Linked DNA regions of Homo sapiens: region 2 is linked to region 1. Evidence: read pairs that join two places in POLR2A ChIA-PET (ENCODE). Cell type or tissue: B cell. All regions are shown on one strand. Links, peaks and the distances in the headings refer to the core of each region. The heading gives the core; the rest is flanking DNA.

The links. Peaks named below come from ENCODE experiments on the same cell type or tissue, not always from the same donor. Only the 100,000 strongest peaks of a DNase experiment are listed, where the experiment ranks them.
Region 2: POLR2A ChIA-PET joins it to region 1 with 11 read pairs; 3 of 35 experiments call an interaction of 5 or more read pairs at or near these places.

The regions. Positions count from the first base shown.
Region 1 is chr16:23,875,968-23,878,890 of GRCh38, reverse strand. The region is part of intron 2 of PRKCB (protein kinase C beta); the gene reads right to left. Among named protein-coding and RNA genes, the nearest start is that of PRKCB, 41 kb to the right of the region's middle. In B cell, for the core only: a CTCF peak has its summit at 1,578 (motif pointing left); DNase peaks (open chromatin) are centred at 1,054 and 1,570; H3K27ac peaks cover 2,500 bases.
Region 2 is chr16:23,986,000-23,988,922 of GRCh38, reverse strand. PRKCB (protein kinase C beta) reads right to left here. Exons shown (of 17, transcript NM_002738.7): 3 at 333-415. Among named protein-coding and RNA genes, the nearest start is that of PRKCB, 150 kb to the right of the region's middle. In B cell, for the core only: no CTCF peak of the experiment used is centred there; a DNase peak (open chromatin) is centred at 1,292; H3K27ac peaks cover 1,396 bases.

The DNA.
Region 1 (2,923 bases), core at 218-2,717:
ACACTACATTGCCTCTTAAGGACGCAGGCTGTGCACCCAGAATGACAAAGCCTCCTCTACACTCCCTGGCTGCAAGACCTGCAGAGAGCTGTTTACCTCCATTCCCCCATCTGTTAACTAGAGCTAATAACAGGGGTTATAGTCAATCCTCATTATTTGCAAATTCACCTCTTGCTAAAATTTATTTATAACCGCCAAATCCATACTCAAGGTTCTTTCATGATCACTCACGGACATGTACGGAGTGGCAAAATATTTGAGTCAGCCAACATGTGTTCCCAGCTGAGGATGAACAAAACCATGTTCTACCTTCAGACTTCAGCTCTCATGCTGTAAACAAGCATTCTCTCTGTGGTATATTAGCAGCATGCTTTTTCCCATTTTTCTGCTTTTTGAGGGTGACGTTGCTGTAAAATGGTCCCATAGGGTAATGGTGAAGTGCTATCTGGTGTTCCTAAGTGCAAGGAGTCCGAGATGTGTCATGCGTGTGTTATATAAGCTTTGATCAGGCACGAGTTGGAGTGCTGTTGGCAGTGAGTTAGATGTTAATGAGTCAACAATATATATTAAGGTGTCTTTAAACAGAAACACACACAGAATAAGCTTACGGGTTGATCAGTGGATGAAAATGCTGTGACCAAAGGCTCACAGGAACCCAACTTTGTATTTCACCTAGGAACAATGGTTCAGTGTTTATTAATTCAGTGTTTGCAGTGACTTTACAGAACATAACTACTGTGAATGACAAGAAGTGACAGGCCGGGTGCGGTGGCTCACGCCTGTAATTACAGCACTTTGGGAGGCCCAGGTGGGTGGATCACCTGAGGTCAGGAGTTCAAGACCGGCCTGGCCAACGTGGTGAAACCCCATCTCTACTAAAAATGCAAAAATTAGCCAGGAGTGGTGGTGCATGCCTGTAGTCCCAACTACTCAGGAGGCTGAGGCATGAGAATCACCTGACCCTGGGAGGCGGAGGTTGCGGTGAGCCGAGATCATGCCACTGCACTCCAGTGTGGATGACGGAGTGAGACTCTGTTTTGAAAAAAAGGAAAAAAAAAAAAAGAAGTGACTGCACCTCAGAGTACTGTCAGTCTTAAATAAGCTGATACCACTAAGGCACTTAGGATACTGCTTTGACACATACTAAGTGTGATGTAGCCATTCTCCATTACCATTTACACAGATTTTTAGCTTAAAGACTGAAATGAAATCAGTGAGAACATGGGGACTCACACAGAACAACTAACTTTCCTGAGTTGAGTGGCCCAGACAAATGCACAGAAAGAGAGTTTTGACAGTGCGGCATGCCATTGGTGATGAGCTCAGAGTGAATAAGTGGCTTCAGGTTGAGGCCGACTTTTGGGAACACCCATGGGCTTTACCTGCTCAGAATCTACTCTTGGGGAGTCTTATATGGGATTGTAGAGGGGTCAACAAGTCAGAGATGGTCGTGTGACTCAAGGCAGGACAATCAGAAGCTCCTTCCCCAGACTTAGCACCTTTTTAAGAAAAGATTCTCTCTATTCTCTCTAAAATTTAGCATTTGTTTTTTAAGAGACAGGGTCTCCCTCTGCTGCCCAGGCTGGGGTGCAGCAGTGCCATCATAGCTCACTGCAGTCTTGAGCTCCTGGGCTTAAGTGATCCTTCTGCCTCAGCCTCCACATAGCTGGGACTACAGGCACTGTGCCTGGCTACTGTTTTTTTTTAAGGACAGGGTCTCACTATGTTACCCAGGTGGGAAATTTGCATCTTTTACAGAGTTATTCACCCCATCTCTGGTGTCCTGAAGGAAACAGTCATTAGTCCCTGCTTCCTAGATCCCTAGAATTCATTTGGTTTCAGGACTTTCTAAAGCCTGGTTCTTCATCTTTTCCTTCACATCTCTGTCCATCCCTCCCCCCCCATATCCTTCTAACAAATTCTTTTTTGCTTACATTAATCAGAGTTCATTTATGTTACTTGCAACCAAAGGATTCTAACTAAAGGATTTTCAAAGGATATGTTTCCTTCATCCACCCTTCCCTGTCACTTAGGTCTCAGAAAAAAAGAAAATTCCAGTGTTAACCACTTTCTCCAGCTGAACATTGTTTTGAGTAGTGGTATTTTGAAGGGACAGAGCAGAACAAATACATCAGTGAAGCACTCAGATGTCCTTAAATTAGTTCAACTCTTCTGGCCCAGATGAATTGCATTCCAGGGCTCCAAGAGATCTCACCAGTGAGATCACCAAACCACACTGCCTAGGATCCCAGAAGAATCCTGGAGAAAGAGAAACGCAGAGAGGTACGCAAATGTCATTTTTTTTTTTCAAAAAGAAAAAGAAACCGTGGCTTCTGCAGACAAAAGAACCAGCATAAGGAGATGGAGACATATCGGACTAACCCCATTTCCTTTTTAGTGTGTGTTTTGTTTTGTCCTTGGACAGTTGCTAATCTGGTGGACGGGGGAAGTGTGATGTGGAATATATCCCTGGAGTTTAACAAAGCATTCCTCAATGTTGCCTGTGATAGTCTTTTGGGAATGACGGAAAATATGCTGTCTTCTCAGAGTTTGGTGGATTAGTGACAAGTTAAACTTCCACAGCCACATGGTACTACTTAATACAATTTGTCTTTGTGGCACTTACAAGTAAAATTACGTATATAATTGTTCCATATCTGGCTTCCCTGGTAGGCTGTGGGATCTGTGAGTGAGTGGTTGGAATCTGTCTTGGTCACCATTATATCCCACACCTCGCATTGTGCAGAGCACATAGACAGGGGTCCAAAAAATGACTGCATGCGTGTGTAAATGAGTTGATCAATCAATGAATATATGTCAACCTTAAAGGGACCTCTAAAAGAGTGGCAAACATAAACGCCTATGGGGCCCGGCCAGTCACATAAAATGAGGCATATAGCATGACTAGGGGAGCCCATATCCA
Region 2 (2,923 bases), core at 157-2,656, 110 kb before region 1:
CCATAACGTGCACTGCAAAGTACCACCGAAACTACCTTTTTGCAGCCACACTACCAAGTAGGCCCCTGCCTCTCACCCTCCGTGCTCCAGCTCTCAAAGTGAAGACATTAGCAAAATCATAGTAGACAAACTAGCTGACTTCCTATCCAGCCACACTCCCTCCAAAATTTTGTTTTCCACTAAAAGGAAAACTGTCTCAAAAGCTATAGGGACCACCACATGCCTTAGAGTGAGATCGTCCACACTTACTCGTCTAAGAATGCTCACTCACATTTAATCACAAGGCAGCATTGACTGTGGACAGAGAAAAGCAATCGATGCCCATTACTTACATCGGAGGCTGGACCCTTGTCAGCGCCAGGGCAGGAGAATGTGACAAATTCATGGCACCGCTTGTGCACCACAAAGCAGCAAACTGCAAAAGAGAAAATCAGGGTGGGAGGAAGGGAAGAAGGAAAGCGGAGAGGAGGAAGAGAGAGAAAGGGAGGAAGAGATCATTAAACTTGAACTTCACCAACAAGTAAAGCCTTTATGCCAAAATAAACAATAATGTCAGCTTCTGCAGCTTGTCCTTTGCTGAAGTCAAACTCTTGGGAACATAGATGCTTCATCTTGCATAGGAGTTAAACTTCTAAAGTTAGCTAGGGTTAGAAAGATTCCATATGCTCAAAATTACACTCCCTTGAAGATCCCTTAAAGTGCCTTGTCTTCTATTGATTTTGGAACAGAATGTTGTTTCTTGGATCAGGTGCCAGATGAAGTAGTTGGCTTGTGTTTAGGTGCATAATGCATAAGAAATATGTATCTTTAAATCCTAGAATCACACTTAAGAGAGGTGTTCATACGATGAGGGTCATGTGGAAACAGAGGGGACAGGATGGTGGACTCATGCCCCATCTCACCAAAAGCAACGTCAATCTAATAGAAGAGTGGGAAAAATAGGCAGCAACGTTTACATTGTCACTTTAGTAGTCTGCAAGCAAATACATATATACACACATTTGAATTGGTGTGAATTTAATGCATCTATGGTATGGCTCCCCTATTTGGAGGTTATATCCCTCTGGGGGAGGTACAATGAAAGAATGTATACAAAATAAAACTGCTTTGTTGTTGTTGTTGTTGTTCAAATCATCTTTTACAGTCTTGGTGTTCAAATCTTCTTTTACAACCTCTAGACTGCGGGTTTCTGGAGGACGGGTGCCATGCTTCAGGGAGCAGCTCAGAGCCTTTCTAAAGTGCATGCTTAGTAAATGAAAATAGAACAGGAAACCTCAAGGCCATCCCTAGTGACACAATGAGTCTAGGTGACATTCATCTATGGTTGCTAAGGTCACAAAAAGATACCACTTGCCTACAGAGGAAAGCTCACTTCACTACCTATGAAGTACACTTGTCAAATAATCAAATATGATTGGTTCAAGTCTCTTGATGCAAATACAGATTTACAGAAAATACAAGTGACAGAGGAACATATTAAATGACACCACAGGGATGCGATCAGCAAACACACCCCCCCCCACCCCAACCAAATACCCAGAATGTAGAAAACTACAAGGCAAAGAATATGGTATCTTCAACAAATAGACTACAAGAGAGGACTGCAAGTGGGGAGAAAATAGGACGAGAAACGTATATTTTCAAAGGAATTTAAGAAACATATCAACTAAATTTTTTTAATTTTACTTTAAATTCTGGGATACACGTGCAGAACATTCAGGTTTGTTACACAGGTATACATGTGCCATGGTGGTTTGCTGCACCTATCAACCCATATCAACTAAATTTAACATGTGGACCTTGTTTGGATTCTAAGTGGAAAAAAACCAACAGTTTAAAAAACTGTAAGGCAATCAGGGAAATGGATATACTCACTTTCTGATGACATAAGGGAATTATTGTTACTGATATTAGGGAATGAAAAATATTTGGTGTGATAATGGTCTTGTTTTTCTTTGCTTATAGAATCCTTATCTTTGAGGATACATTAACATCTTTATGGATAAAATAATTTAAAATAATTCAGTATGCCAAGGTGGGGAGAGAAAGGGGAGGATTACAGATGAAAAAGAAATTGATCATGATGGGTCATTATTGAACTGGGTGATGCATACACAAGGATGCATTATACTAATGTTACTTTTATATATGTTTAATTTTTTCCATAATATGAAAAGTTTTCAACAGAGGAAGAGATAGAGAAGTAGAGAAAACCCAAGTCATAAGAAATGGGAGTTGCAGGAGGGTTACAAGATGAAAATGTGCTGAGTCTTATATTCCTCAAAAGATTATTGATATTGAGAAATTGCATATAGGACATTATAAGTTTAAATATACGTGTTAACAATTAAGTATTAAAAATAAGAATAGAAACCGGGTGTGGTGGCTCACATCTGTAATCCCAGCACTTTGGGACACCAAGGCAGGAGGATCACTTGAGCCCAGGAGTTTAAGACCAACCTGGGCAACATAGTGAGACCCCATCTCTACAAAAAATAAAAGATTAGCCAGACATGGTGGTGCATGCCTGCAGTCCAGCTACTCCGGAGGCTGAGGTGGGAGGATCGCTTGAGCCCAGGAAGTTGGGGCTGCAGTGAGCCATGACTGCACCACTGCACTCCAGCCTGGGTGACCTAATGAGACCCTGTTTCAAAAATAAATACATAAATAAATAAAAATATAAAAACTACTATGTATTCCTTTTAAACCACTAAAAGGGAAAACTGGACAAAGAAAGACAGTCCAAGTACACCTCAAACAGCCTTCTTCATGCTCCAAGGTCATATAAATATTACTCTTTGGAGTTTTTTTGTACTTTTATATGGCATCATTTCCACTTTAAACTCTTTGATCCATGTCTAATTTCTTGGAATCTGATGTGAAATGGGAATCCAATTTGCCATTTTTTTCCAAAGAGGTAACC